Regions from separate parts of the Homo sapiens genome. Here region 2 is linked to region 1. Evidence: read pairs that join two places in POLR2A ChIA-PET (ENCODE). Cell type or tissue: GM12878. All regions are shown on one strand. Each heading gives the region's core, and the rest is flanking DNA. Links, peaks and the distances in the headings are about the cores only.

Region 1 (7,973 bases), core at 1,938-6,937:
TTAATAGATTCTTACTAATACAGAATTTTTGAAATGTTAAGCCCTAAAAATAGTTTGTGAGCTCAAGTTTTCCTAGTATTTACAGAGCTAAATTATTGTGTGGAAAAACTGTCAGAATGCCCTGGCTTCCTTGTTGAACAGTCTGGAACCGATGGGCAACATTGAAACAGGAAGCAGATGTTCCCCAAAGAAGGCAAACGGCACCATTCCCCAATGGGTGATTCCAGAAGGTGCCTGTCTCCCATACGGATTTCACTTCCTCTATGCAAAACTAAAAAAGTCCCAGCTAACATTTCTCAGGCTCAGCCTCAGTAACTTAAAGCTCTGCACTTTTTAAATTTTTTAACAGAAAAATGGGCATAAGTCAATGGAGTTGCATAACAGAAAAGTGGGCATAAGTTCAGGAACAGATGAAAGTAATCATAGGTGATAGAGGTTAGGATAGTGATTACTCCTGAAGGATACGGTTGATAGGGATTGTGAGATGATGCTTCTAGGGTACCAGCATGTTCTGTTTCTTGATCTGGATGTCAATCAATTCTTCTTAAACTCTTCCAAAAAATTAAGGGAGTATTTCTAAACTCATTATCCAAGACTATCATACCAAAGCCAAACAAAAACACAAGAGAAGAAAACTATAAACCAATATCCCTGATGAACATAGATGGAAAAATCCTCAACAAAATATTAGCAAACCAAATTGAAGAACACATTAAAAGAATTTTATTCACCATGATCAAGTGGGATTTCTCCCTGGGATGCAAGGATGGTTCAACACATAGAAATCAATAAATGTGATACCCATGTTAACAAAATAAAGGATAAAAATCATATGATCATCTCAATAGATGCAGGAAAAAAAAGCACTTGAAAAAAATTAACATTCTTTCATGAAAAAAGTACTCAGCAATAAGGTATAAAGGAAATGCACTCAACACAATAAACACTATGGGCTCTATTATGACAAACCCGTAGCTAACATCCTTCTCAGCACTGAAAAGTTGAAAGCCTTTCCTCTAAGATCAGGACGCCCACTCTCACCCTTTCTTTTCAATAGAGTACTGGAAGTCCCAGCCAGAGTAATTAGGAAAGAGAAAGAAATAAAAGGCATCCTAATAGGAAGGGAAGAAGTGAACTTGTCTCTATTTGTTGACAAGGTGATTTTATATACAGAAAACCCTAAAGAATCCACTAAAAAAGCTGTTAGAACTGATCAACAAATTCAATAAAACTGCAGGATGCAAAACCAACATACAATCAGTAGTGTTTCTATATTAGATTATCTAATTATTCTAATTTTATATACTAGCTTATCTAATAACAAACTACCAGACCAGAAAATTAAGAAAACAAACTAATTTACAATAGCAGCAAAAAAAAAATTACTTAGGTGTAAATGTATCCAAGGAAGCAAACTATCTGTATACTGAAAACTATACAACACTGATGAAAGAAACTGAGGAAAACACAAATAAATGAAAAGATATTCCGTGTTCATGGACTAGACAAATTAATATTGTGAAAATGTCCATACTAGCCAAAGCAATCTACAGATTCAGTGCAATTCTTATCAAAATTCCAATGTCATTTTTCACAGAAATAGAAAAAACAATCCCTAAGTTCATATGGGACCACAAAAGACCCCAAATAGCCAAGACAACATTGAGCAAAAAGAACAAAGCTGGAGGAATCACACGACTTAATTTCAAAATACATTATAAAGCAATTGTAATCAAAACAGCACGGTACTAGCATAAAAACAGATGCATCAACCAATGGAACAGGATAGAAAGCCCAGATATAAACCTGCACATTTATAGCCAACTGATTTTTGATAAAGGTGCCAAAAACACACAATGAGGGAAAGGACAGTCTCTTCAGTAAATGGTGTTGGGAAAACTGGATATCCACATGTAGAAGAATGCAATTAGACCTTTATCTTACAAACCACATACACAATCAACTCAAAATTGATTAAAGACTTAAAACCTGAAACTATAAAACTGCTAGAGAAAAACATAAGGGAAAAACTCCACAACATTGGTTTGGGCAATGATTAAGCAAAAGCAAAAGGAGACAAATGGGAGGGCATCAAACTGAAAGCTTCCTCACAGCAAAGGAAACAATTAACAAAGTGAAGAGACAGCCCACAGAATGGGAAAAATATTTGCAAATGCTGTATCTGATAAGAAGTTAATATCCAAAATATACAAAGAACTCAAACAACTCAATAGCAAGTAAACAAATAACCTGATTTAAAAATGGGATCTGAACAGAAATTACTCAAAAGAAGACACACAAATGGCCAATAGGTACTTGAAAAAATGTTCAGCACACTAAGCACTAGGGAAATGCAAATTAAAACCACAGTGAGATATCACCTCACACCTGTTAGAATGGCTTTTATCAAAAAGATAAAAAATAACATGTTGGAGAAGATGTAGAGAAAAGGGGACCCATACACTGTTGGTGGGAATGTAAGTTAGTATAGCCTTATGAAAAACAGTACTAAAAGTTTCTCAAAAAAACAAAAAAGTGAACTACCACCGAGCATGGTGGCTGACACCTGTAATTCCAGCACTTTGGAAGGCCAAGGCAGGTGGATCACCTGAGGTCAGGAGTTTGAGACCAGCCTCACCAACACAGTGAAACCCCGTCTCTAGCAAAAATACAAAATTAGCCAGGCGTGGTGGTGCATGCCCGTAATCCCAGCTGCTTGGGAGGCCGAGGCAGGAGAATGTCTTGAACCTGAGAGGTGGAGGTTGCAGTGAGCTGAGATCGCACCATTGTACTCCAGCCTGGGCAACAAGAGCAAAACTCAGTCTCAAATTAAAAAAAATTAAATTAAATTTTTTTTAAGTAATCCCACTTCTGGGCATATATTTAAAGCAACTGAAATCAATATGTCAAAGAATATGTGCATTCCCATGTTTGTTGCAGTACTACTTACAATAGCAAAGATAGGGAATCAACCTAAGTGTTCAACAGAGGATGAATGAATAAAGAAAGTATGGTGTATACACACAATAGAATCCTACCCAGACTTTAAAAAAAAGAGAGAAATTATATCATTTGTGACAATATACATGAATCTGGAGGACATTATGCTAAGTAAAATAAGCCAGAAACACAGAGACAAATACAGCATGATCTCACGTATATGTGGAATCTAATAAAGTCGTAGTCATAGAAGTAGAGAGTAGGAGGATGGTTACCAGAATCTGGGATGAGGGAAGGAGTTGTTGATCAAAGGATACAAAGTTTCAGATAGACAAGGGGAATAGGTTTGGAGATCTATTGCACAGCAGGGTAACATAGTCAATAATAAGTGTATCATATATTTCAAATAACTAAGTAAATTTCAAATGTCTCACCATAAAAAATAAGTAAACAAGCTGATGGTTATATTAATTAGTTTGAATTAACCATGACACATTGTATATATGTATCAAAACATCACATTGTACCCCATCAATTATGATTTGTCAATCAAAAATAATATTAATAGTTTTTTTAAAAAAAGCTAGCCACCAAAAGATGAATATCCAACTGAAATAAAAAGAAGTCCTTCTCTACTCTATATGTCAATCCTGTTTCCCTAAGTGCACTGTTTGTCTCAGAAACAATTATCAATACCCTCAGCCATAAATTTTGCCACAAAATGTATCTGGATAACTACCAAAAAAAATCCACACATACACATGCAAAAAAATCCAAATAACGATCAAATCTTCATTTGCAGCACTCACTAAACTCTAAAGAATGGTCTCTACCTTTAGGGAGGGAAAGAAGATCTTCAATATAGGGCCATCCCACAAAAATCACTGCCCTGACTATCCCAATGAGACAAGCGACCGTCCTTCAGACTTCACCCTCCACCTTCACCTACACTATCTGTCAGCTTCTTCAACCGAAAAGGGATATAAACACTCCACCCAAAGGGTGAAGGGAACCCAAATTTAGAAGGGTGAAATGGTCACAAATCTATTTAAAGTTGAAATGCTACCAATACATTTTTGAAGTGAGGTCAGCCGATGGGGCGATCACAGATTGCAATTCTACTTCCTGAGGTTTCCCACAAATTAAAGTGTTGCAGGCCAGGAAAGGGTTTCTCAGAAAGCACTGTGCTCACTCACACTCAAATCACCTCTCCGGCCCCAACCAAGCATTTCTCTCTAAGATCCACTGTAAGGTGCAGCTAATGCTATTGACCACGACATGTAAGCACATCCATTCTTGCGTCGTCTCCTTGATTCAAGAGCATTCATCTTGCCTCCCCAACAGGATTATAAACTCAGTAAGGACAAGGACAGTGCCCAGTCCTAGGAAGAACAGAAATAGCTACCATTTATCAAGTGCTTACTGTATATATGTCAGGTAGGGTGCTAAGAAACACTTCACATAAAGTAGGTTTTATTATTATATCCTTTTAGCTATGAAAAAACAGAAGCTCGAAGAGGTTAAGTAACTTGCTTAAGGTCCCACAGCAAGAAGTCAAGATTTAAATCGAAGCCTTTCTTTCTCCAAAACACCAACTCTTCACCACCATGTGCAGCATGTGCTCAATAAACACGTACCCACTGGGTGACAGCAGTGGAGAGGGAGAGGGAGTGGGAGGATGCCTTTCAGAGGAAAATTCATTTCTACGGCCCTCCGCGTCTAAGGATACAGTGAAGAGAGATGTCCCTATTGTTAGAACCATAAAAATAACTAGTAACCACCCTCAAAATAGAACAATCAACAATATGACTGACATGAAATTCCAAATGTCTCTTTAGGGTGTGAAAAATAGCAACAGCCACGAGGTGCTCCGGTAAGGCACCCCCACTGCTTCTAAATGGCCATTTCAGTTTCTCCTGCCTGACTTCCATCACTGCAGGCCTAGAATTTCAGGATTTGAGTCATGGCAAGTATTGTTGCCAAAGGCATCTCATGCTCCTCTTTTTCAAACATTTGGCCATTTCACTCACCCCCACACATCCCACTTTAAAACAGTGACAACAACCACTTCCTAGTCACTACACTGCCTTCACAGGGGCCAACCCCTCTGATATGACGTTCACCTCCCACCTGCTCCTCCCTCCCTCACACCCTCTTCTTCCTGTTCCCTGCATGTGCCCTATTCTCTCTCCTCACTATCTCAACTGCGTTGTCCTGTCCTGTGCCTGAAACACCCTCCCCTGCCCTCATCCCCTTGTCAATCCGGGAACTCCCACTCCTGCTGTAAGACTGTTCCCAAATGTCACCTCCTCTGTGGAATCTTCACCGGTCCGAGGAGGAGTAGGGATGCCATCCAAAGTGTTTTTACATTCTTGGTGTAGCACTTTACATTATGTCTCAGAACTAATTGGCCATGTGCTGTTCTCCTTTTAAAAGACCAGGAAGATCTTTAAGGGTGAGGACAGTGTCTTACTTCTCTTCAAAGCCCATATGGCAACCTGACATTATACAATATATTCGTTCTATGTTATTCACTTATTACTGTTATTCTACTAGAATGTAAATTCCATGAAGCCAGCGATGCTGTTCTGTTCACTGTTCTAGTTCCAATGCCTAGAACAGTACCTGATATGTGGTAGGCATCCAATAAATATATATTAAATGAATGGAAAAACGGTTGGATAGCCAGACGGATGGATGGATGGATGGATGGATGGTTGGATGGATGAATGGAAGAATAGCTGGGTGGATGGGTGGATGTTTGGATGAATGAATGGAAGAATAGCTGGGTGGATGGATGGATGGATGGATGGATGGATGGATGGATGGATGGACAGACGGATGGATGTATTGGTGGATAGGTGGATGGATGGATAGATAGATAGATGGACAGATAGATAGATAGATAGATAGATAGATAGATAGATAGATAGATAGATAGATAGATAGAGGCAGGATCATATTTTACCCACCCAAAGGTCATGAAGATATGGAGAAGCAGAACCAAGATTTAAAATCAGGTCTGTTTTGAGCTTGAACTCTCAAGCCCAATTTGATACTCCTTCCCTAGAGGCCCAAAGTCTGGTCTCTGGGAAGTAGCAAGATGAAAGAAAAAAGAAAGCTAGAATTCACCCCAGGAACACAGCTATGGTTGAACTAATGGTGTTGCATATCTTGAATCAGTTAATTTCCATCTACTTAGCCAGTTCCAAGACCCATAGGAGTGGATCAGAGCTCTCTGGTCTGGGTTTGAGTTCTCCTCCTGACTCTGTAGGGCAACTTTCTGCTTGTGGGCTGAGGGGGAAGGAGATGCCCAGGAGACCACAAACAAGCAGGACAAATGGCAATTAAAAGGTAATAACAACCATGGTAATGATTAACAGCTTAGCACTTCTGAATAAAAGCGACATCTCTACCAGATCCTGTCCTTGCTGTTCCTCTCAACCTTCAGGAACACTGAGCATCCTTACAACACCAAAAATTTCCAGGAAAGACACTGAACTTCCCTTCTCTGTTCACAAGGAGGAATAGCCAGTACAGAATCAAGCTCAGGGTAGAACAGAACCAGGCTCAACATTAGGTAAAAGTGTACCCTCGCTGACTCAAAAAAAAGTTGGTTTATAGGTAGAAACTAACTTTTTTTTTTTTTTTTTTTTTTTTGAGACGGAGTCTCGCTCTGTCGCCAGGCTGGAGTGCAGTGGCGCAATCTTGGCTCACTGCAACCTCTGCCTCCCGGGTTCAAGCGATTCTCCTGCCTCAGCCTCCCGAGAAGCTGGGACTACAAGCACATGCCACCACACCTGGCTAATTTTTGTATTTTTAGTAGTGAAGGAGTTTCACCATGTTGGCCAGGCTGGTCTCGAATTCCTGACCTCAGATGATCCACCCACCTCAGCCTCCCAAAGTGCTGGGATTACAGGCATGAGCCACCATACCCAGCCCATAGTTTTACATTCTCATAATTCCCTGTAGTTCCTTTATAATTAAAAAAAAAGAATATTCAACAGATATCTACTAAGTGCCCAGATTTGTGTTAGAGGGTTGTTAAAGATATATTAACACCAACTGAGACTTTCTCCTTAATGAAATCAGAAAGACAGACTTGACAAAAGTCCTTTCTCTATAAGTGAGTCAACACTGTTTATTGTTAAACTACTTAAAAAGTATCTTCTGAACAAGAGAAAATACTGCCTAAGCCAAAGGAATGAAGAGTTGTAATATATCAGAGATGGACACAGGGTGAGGAAGGTATTTGGCAGGCAATGTGAGTAATCTTGTGCTCCCTGAAAACTGACTTTCAGCTCAAAATGCCTCTCACTGAAATGCCGTGCTCTCTCTTTTTATTTATTTTCAATCTATTGGCCCAGACTTGCTCCTCCACCTCTGAAATTGTCTGATTTTTCTTCTTTAGAACAGCCACCTCAAACTGTAAACCCTAAACAAAAAGGAAGTCAGCTCATTATCTGAGTTATTAACTAAGAGGAGATGAAGTTCTCTGTCAAACTGGGAAAGAAGCCATCTCAAGGTAACAGGCTAGTTCTACCAAATACTTACTCATCTTACTTGCAGCCATGATACAAATAAATATTTACGGTTTCTCCATAGAATGTCACAAAGATAAGTCTCCTGCACATATTTTGTTTTGTTTTTAATTGAGATAGGGTCTTGTTATGTTGCCCAGGCTGGTCTCGAACTCCTGGCCTCAAGCAATCCTCTTGCCTTGGCCTTCCGGAGTGCTGTGATTACAGACATGAGCCACTGCCTTCAGCCCTGTTGCATATATTATCCAGGATATGGGCAGTTTTACAATACAGATTTTTAGCTCTAGTTCCTTGACAACTCAGACTTTCTCCAGTTACCTCAGAAAATGAGAATGAGAAGTTGGGCTTTTTTTTTTTAATTCCCAGACCACTGACTGCATCCCCAGCCATTACATAGGTTAGCTTCCCATTATATATTCTCCCGGTACCCAGTCCATTTTCTTCAAAGTACCTAATAAAAATGAGGTTAAATATGAGTGAAATGATCTGTAG
Region 2 (7,973 bases), core at 1,996-6,995, 1.8 Mb after region 1:
ACCCCAAAGGAACGTCACATTCTACTTGCTCATTGCATATTTGGCAAGAATTCTCCTCCGTGTAATTTGCAGTTAACAAGAGAATGCACAGTAAAGTTTACAAACACAGTAAATTTAGGTGAAATACACAGTAAGGGTATATTATTGAAAAATGGTTTTAATCCAGGTACCTATTTTTAGGTATCCTGATATTCAAAGATCTTCAGGTTTCCTCATGGCTCTTATCTAAGCCTCTTTAGGATTTCTACAACAGCTTTCCCAACATTACTTTTTCATCAGTTTGTAGTTGATAAAGGATGAAATAACTGCTACTTTCAATCTGTTGTTATCAATCGGATCAGGTTTTCTAATTATAAAGCTGCTAGCTGCTTAGTTGGGCGGGGAATTCTAGAAAGTACTTGGAAAAAAAGGTGTAGCTTCAGAACTTGAAAATACAACATTCTGACAACCAAAAAGACATGAATGTCATGTTATATAAACCATCACAAAGGTAAAGCTGTAAATATGAAATTTATACCTATATACTTGTCACTGCTGTCACCGTACAACCTAATTTCCTGGGTCTCTTAGAGAAGCATATCAAACACGGTCACTATGTAAATAATTATGCATTCAGGTTGCACGAACAAGTTCTTATTTATAATTCAATGGTGACAATTTCATAAACAGGAACACTTCATTACATGTCTAAATTTCCCCTATAAGATTATGCAATATGGCCCACCACCTAAGTATGCATTGAAATGGGTTATGGAAAAAATGAACTCACAGTTGCATTACAGAAGCTAGTAACTAGAAAAAAATTTATTCCATAAACTAAATCTTCAGCTATATCGCTTGCCAGGTTTCTATAAAGAACCAACTATCTCATATATTTCAAACTTATTTTCACACTTTGAGGTGAGAAAAATTGACTTGATACTCCAACTGTACTACCAGCTCTTAAATTCCTTTAAAACTAACCTCTGAACTAAATGATCTTAACAATACACTGTGGTTAATATTCTTTAACCCACAGGAGAACAAAGTTGGAGTCTAAACCTGCATAACTATTGGAAGTGCTGAAAGAGGTATTAATCAGGTCTGAATGATATAATTTTCATTAATAAAAACCCTCAACTGCAACTTGTCTAAGATCAATTACACGGCTCGTAAATAGTAGGACAGGGACTTGGCTACATGTTGGTTTGCCCCAAAGCCCGTGTGCCATTTCCACTATGCTAGGCTGTCTTTCACTTAGAAAACCTCTTCAATCTGTTCCAGAAACATAAAAACCCAAGTACTCCTTGGTTTTGGTAGTTACATGTGTCCCATAAGTGTGTATTACCACAACAACTGACTATGCAGTCTCTCTTCCCAGATTGGACCCAGCTGGGTTCACGAACATTCAAATACAGACACATTATGTTGCCTTAAATCTCTTTCTGGAACAAGGCAGGTATAAGTAAATAAATAAGACAGACAGTACAAAAGGGAAACACTAAAAATCCAGATGTTTTGAGCTTTTATGTAATAAATGACTAACATTTGAGCATTTACTAAGTATCGGACAATGTGCTAATCTCTTATATGCCACATTTTATCTCCTCACAACTATCCTTTGAGGTAAATGTATTGTCTCCATTTTATAGCTGAAAAATCAAATTACATGCCCCAAATCATAAAGCTAATAAAAAAGGAATCCAAGAATCAAATAGAGATATGCCTGACTCCAAATCCTACAGAACCATTTTACTATACTGCAACTCCAATACAAACTCAGTATTTACCAGGAAAGGGATTAAACAATGATGTTTTTGGTCACACTAAGCAGAACAGTGGAGAACTGATATATGTAACTATTACTATGCAAAATTTGAAAGGGGTTCTGGCAGCCAAATAAGGAAGGACTCAATAAGTATGGCCAATCTAACAAATGCATCAGCAGTCTTTACTCTAATTTTTTTTCTTCTGAATTTCCTTCTTTTAGTGATTTCCATTTACTCATGCCTGCTGTTCATGTTCTTCATCCTAAATTCCCCTTCTCCAAAAACATTTAGGCTTATTTATAGTCTTAATTCTGAAGTGGCTCCATCTCTGTTGGTAATGATAAAAGAGATGATGTTTGGAACTAAGGTTGTAAAGGAAATATTAATGCTTTGTTCAGGAGATCTAATTTCCTATTGGAAAATCTAGTCCACTCTGGGAATTCACAGTATCATAAATGATCTCAAGCTTTAAGCATGTCCTGTGAGTACTGTAAAAAGACCGGTTTTTGAATTTTTATTGATAATTATTACTTGATATGCTGAAATAGATTATACTGATAATGTCACTTTTTAAAAAATCACATTTAAAAAACATCTTTAATCACTTTATCTTCATAGACTTTTATGCTTGGAAGTAAAAAACTGAGTGGTCCAAATGTCCACCAACTGATGAATGGCTAAATAAATGTGGTCTATCCATATAATGGAATACTTGGCAATAAAAAAGAAATACATAGCTAGGTGTGGCAGCGTGCATCTATAGTCCCAGCTACTTGGGAGGCTGAGGCTGGAGGATTGCTTGATCCCAGGAGTTTGAGCCTGGGAAACACAGCAAGAGCCTGTCTCTTAAAGAAAAAAAAAAGTCATAACATGTATGAACTTTGAGAACATTATGCTAAGTTTAAGAAGCCTGTCACAAAGGATCACATAGATTCTATGATTGGAAATGTCCAGAATAGGCAAATCAACAGACAGAAAGCATATTAGGGGTTGCCTAGGAGGCTAAGAGGCACCTCTTAGCCTGGTCTTGGAGTAATGAAAATGTTCTGAAATGGACTATGGTGATGGTAGCACACAACTTTATGAAGATACTAAAAGCCACTGATTTGTATACTTTAAATACTTTATTTGTATACTTTAAATGGATGAATTTTAGTATTATGTGAATTACATCTCAATAAAGCTCTTTAAAAAAAATTTACTGGAAATAGGCTCAAAAGGCCAATGAAGAAATATTATTAATGCTTTTTAAATTCAAGGACAACACAATCTCAAAATGTTTGCCCTTTTAGGTAACCAAATCCTGTCCTCTATAAATCATGTCCAAAGTGATTAATAAAATAAAGTTTGAGATAGGTTTGTTTAACAACTGATGTTACAGAGTTCTTTCATGTCAAAGTACCTTTGTGACCTTTGAAGTTGTTACAGTTCCAGGGAAAGGACTAATGATTTAATCATTTTCTATTACTTAATAAACAGGTCTGCTTGAGCAACTTGTAATTTTAGTGTTTTAAACTGAGGATCCCCAGTGCATAGGCTGGGATCTACCTGTAGATCTTGAACCCTTATGAGATAGATGTCAAGCACCACAGTCCCTTATCTGAGGTTTACCAGATTTTCCTATGAAGTAGGTAGGAGGTAGCAGAATAGGAAATGATACCCCTCACCAAGGCTTTCACTTCCCTGAACACCTGCCAATCTTTAGACCTGAAGAAAATGAAAACTCTTCCTCACAAAATGCTAGACATATAGTGGGTTTTAAACACATAAGGCTTTCTCCTTATTCCCGATTTTATTATCCATGAGCAATGGAGACCGGGGGAGAGGACAGAATCCTGTTGGCATAATACTTTTAGCTCATTTGTGTCTCCTCACTCAATCCTTGTCAGGTCACAAGGACTGACTTCATCTGACTGGTAGTTTAGGAGAAAATGGGCATATGTGATCCAACATTTTGTCTTTGGAAGCACTCATCTCTCCTCTGTCATGCTGGAAGTGTTATAGGGGCAGTTCCCCCAGTTCTGTCTGGGACTGGATTGTTAAGTCTGCTCAATTTTAAGGTCCAGGAGTAGGACGTCACGTGCCCCCAAATGTAAGTGACATTCTCCAATATCCTCTTTCTTAGTAATAAAATAATATTTTAGCCCCTAAATACCTTATTTCTTTTTTGCCCCTCAACTAGTTCAGAATACAAGCAGGGAAAAACATGTCAGTTTTTGAGATTCCCCCCCCCCAAACAGTAACATCCCATCTAGACAATTTTAAAAACAACAAGAATGAAAATATCTTCAGAAATGAATACACTAACCTTAACTTCGTTATGACAAACTATAACATGAATATGATAACCACTTTAGGGAAATTTTGACGAGACATAAGGGAGAAGTTCTTTCAGCTACTTGAAAGAGACTTTTGGGGAACATCTGGAAATCTTCATAAAGAACATAAGGCAAATCTATCTAGGATGATTAGGATTACGGTCACTGAAATCCTTGCTGTGAGGGGATAATGCCTTCCTCACTAAAGGGATCTGCAGACCATTTATATTTATCAGAGACGCAGCTTTACTTAACTGTTTATCTTGTTAAAATTAACTAACACTAATTTTTCCCCCTGACAAAAAGTCTCTTCAGGGGTGAGAAGAGAGTGACAGTGAAATTAAGAAGCTTGTACAAAGCAAAGACCCCCAAGTCTCCTTCTTTCCCTCTTCTGTAATCTGGGAAAACCTCCAGCCACTGAAGAATTTTAATTTCATTTAAGATAAGTAAAAGGTGTGCATAAATAACATATAGGTAATACTTCAGTGAAGAATTTTCTTCAATGGAATCTTTGCAGCACTGAAACTCAAATCTCACATGCAAAGCACTACCATGTGGGGGAAAATGTGAAAATGACTATTTTACATTGGCCAAATATAAACATCCTAAGGAATCAGATCAAGTAATGGATGTCAAAGTGCTTCAAAAACTATGAAGCATTATATAAAATCAAAGATATTCCTATTGGTGTTGAGTTCCAGTAACCAGCAGAAATTTGACCTTAGCATAGCAGAATTATGTAATTTTGCCACTGTATTCATCTACATTTAATATTTCTGGTTACACTAACACAAACAGTCTTCATTAGAGTGCCTTCCCCCATACATACAATATGTTTCAGATCTTCAAAAGTTTGTGCATAATCCACAAGCCATTACAAGAAGTAGATGAAATGTTAATCACACAGGTGAAAATAAAAGGGATGTACTTTCTCTGTATCTAGACCAAGACAATAAAAACATGAAAAACTCTGCTGTCCAAAGTATGGTCCATAATCTTATAGTAACAGTTTATCAATAGGGACTTCAGGAAGTTACTCTTTTTTTTTTTTTTTTTTCTATTCCTTCTATGGTAGTTCAAGTAGAAGCTGAGAACAGAGATTAGAGTATGGAGAGACTGGAAGAGGAAGAACAGCACGGAAGTGACAGAGAAAGTCCAAAGCCAAGAGGGACATATATTTAACTTGTTCTAAGCATGGCTGTATTATTCTTGATGTTTCCTTATTTCCTAGAACATCTAATAGAGAAAAACATCATTTCTCACAGTTCTGGGCTTTCATTTCAAAACTGGATTCTGACACCTGTTCTTATAAACTAGAACAGCAATATAACAATATGTAATTTTTATTGAGCATTTACTGTGTGTCAGGTACTGTTCTAAATGTTTGACATGGGTTAACTCAGTTAATTATCAAAATATCCCAGTGAGATGGATACTTTTATTATCCCTACTTTACACAGGAGGAAACGGAGACAAAGAGAGGCTAAAGAACCTGCCCTAAAGCTACAGAGCTACGAAGTGATGAAGTCTAGACTTGAATTCTGAAACTTTCCCTTAGTAGTTCACTGCCGTGGTTTTCAAGCTACATTCTGCAGACTATTTCAGCTCCAAAAGTTCTACTTCTAAAATACATTTTATCCGGTATAAAAACTGCAATGAAAACATCACAATCAAAACTTTAATAGACTGAATATAATACACCAAAGGGAACCAACACATTAACTTTTTGTTGCCAGGTTAAGTGGCTTTTGTGCAGCTCTTGAAATAAGCTAGACCTGTCACCACTGAGATCTTACTTGAACTTCTTGTAAATGTTTCATTGATTTGGAAGGTGTAACTCTGCACTTTTTTTTTTTTTTTTTTTAACTCAGGACTACATCTGCCTGCTCAGGTGAGACTGTACAGCATACAAGCTCAAGCACAACGGTAAACCAAGGAACATACTGTCCCATTCGTTTTATGTTTTGGGGGGTTTACTGCCTGACATATGTAAGGTAAGAAATACATGCTAGATAAGAATTTTAAAAATTTCCTATGTTCCTAGTATCTCTTATTCCTCTTTCTAGCCATAATATTTAACGGAGTGGTATCCTGAGATGGCAAGGAAAACTTTTAGAAAAAAAACAATCACTTCCTCGATCCCACATCAGCCACACATTGTCACTGTTACACTCTGGACCTTGTGCCTACGATCCCCTGCCATTCCACTTTGCTGGATTGATCACTCCCACTCTGACTGGTCTTCAATTTTATTGGGTCCCCTATTCTACTGGCCATGTACCATTGTACCATCTGCTATTCGACTGAACAATCCATTAGTTTTTATTCATTTTCACTCTTTATCCAGCTGACACTCCATAAGCCATCATTACAATACTTTGGCCACTATCCTAAATACCTTGGCTGCTCTGTCATTTTGTTGCAATGTATCTGGCAAACCCCAACCTTGAATGAAGCCTTCACATTATTCTTTATTATTCATTATTGTATATGAGGCTTTTACATTATTCTTGATGTTTCCTTATTTCCAAGAACACTTGGAAAATTCACCTACCTTAGTACCAAAATGACATAGCACTACTAGAAAAGGTCAAGAGGGCAGATAGGTTATCACACTGTATGTTCATGACCATCAACTTCCACGACGCATCAGTGCTGCTAGACAAACCTACTTATCACCGTTGGCAAGCTTTCTCTGCAATTATTTCGAACAGTTTCTATTTCCTCAGACCTTGGACATCCATTGCTCCTATCTCCATGGCAACTCACAGCCAATTTTGCCTCCAAATTTTAAAGAGTTATACTCATTCTATCCTTGCTTTCTTCTGAATACAAGAGGAGCTTGCCCTTTTTTTTTTTTTTTCTGTTTTCTTTTTAAGACGGAGTACCATTCTGTCGCCCAGGCCAGAGTGCAGTAGCGTGATCTTGGCTCACTGCAACCTCCGCCTCCCAAGTTCAAGCAATTCTCTTGCCTCAGCCTCCCGAGTAGCTGGGATGACAGGCATGCACCACCGCGCCCGGCTAACTTCTTTGTATTTTTAGTAGAGACAGGGTTTCATCATGTTGGCCAGGATGGTCTCAAACTCCTGTCCTCAGGTGATCCGTCCGCCTTGGCCTCCCAAAGTGCTGGGATTACAGGCATGAGCCACCACGCCCGGCTATGCCCTTTTCCATCTTAGGAACGTTATGCTATCACTTATCTTTCTTCTCTTTTATATGTAACAATTCTTCTCTTTCAACTATATCTTTTGCATGGTCATTTAGTCTATTTTATCTATTGGGATTCTATCTAAAACTTCTTTGTAAAAAGATTCCTTCTGCTACAGCACCGAAACCCCTTTTCCCCTAAGTACGTGAAGCCTGAAAGTCTCATAAAAGGAGTCAATACACATGTAAGTAGGATAAAAACATCAACAGGTCACGAACTGGATGTCATACATGTAACCGTGTTAAGTTGTCGGGCAGCAACAATATTTTCATAAACAAAGCCCATAGTACCACCAAATTCGAAACCATCCTGATTCTTCATATCTTTTACAATTAAGAGTTCTGCTAAAACTCTATGGGCAAGAAAAGTAGCAGAATTTTTAGAGTGTTATTTTAATAACCAGTGAATATGACAGCATGATTTTGTGTTACTAGGTCTAGATTGGGGGAGAGAAGGGAGGGAGGAGGAAGCAACAAATGTCCCAGCTACCACTTTTTTTCTAAGAGCTAAAAATATTGCAGGATAAATACAGAACCATAAGTAATACTTAAAAATTAAGTTTTGACAGCACAGTGATGCTTTTCTTTTTCTTTTTTTTGAGACAGAGTCTCGCTCTGTCGCCCAGGCTGGAGTGCAGTAGCGCAATCTCAGCTCACTGCAACCTCTGCCTCCCGGGTTCAAGCGATTCTCCTGCCTCAC

What was found. Peaks named below come from ENCODE experiments on the same cell type or tissue, not always from the same donor. Only the 100,000 strongest peaks of a DNase experiment are listed, where the experiment ranks them.
Region 2: POLR2A ChIA-PET joins it to region 1 with 6 read pairs; 1 of 35 experiments calls an interaction of 5 or more read pairs at or near these places.

Annotation. Positions count from the first base shown.
Region 1 is chr16:23,845,236-23,853,208 of GRCh38, reverse strand. All of the region lies in intron 2 of PRKCB (protein kinase C beta), which reads right to left. Among named protein-coding and RNA genes, the nearest start is that of PRKCB, 13 kb to the right of the region's middle. RefSeq lists a silencer at 5,655-5,873. In GM12878, for the core only: no CTCF peak of the experiment used is centred there; no DNase peak of the experiment used is centred there; H3K4me3 peaks cover 1,363 bases; H3K27ac peaks cover 2,956 bases.
Region 2 is chr16:22,009,890-22,017,862 of GRCh38, reverse strand. All of the region lies in intron 1 of MOSMO (modulator of smoothened), which reads right to left. Among named protein-coding and RNA genes, the nearest start is that of MOSMO, 5.8 kb to the right of the region's middle. In GM12878, for the core only: no CTCF peak of the experiment used is centred there; no DNase peak of the experiment used is centred there; H3K4me3 peaks cover 779 bases.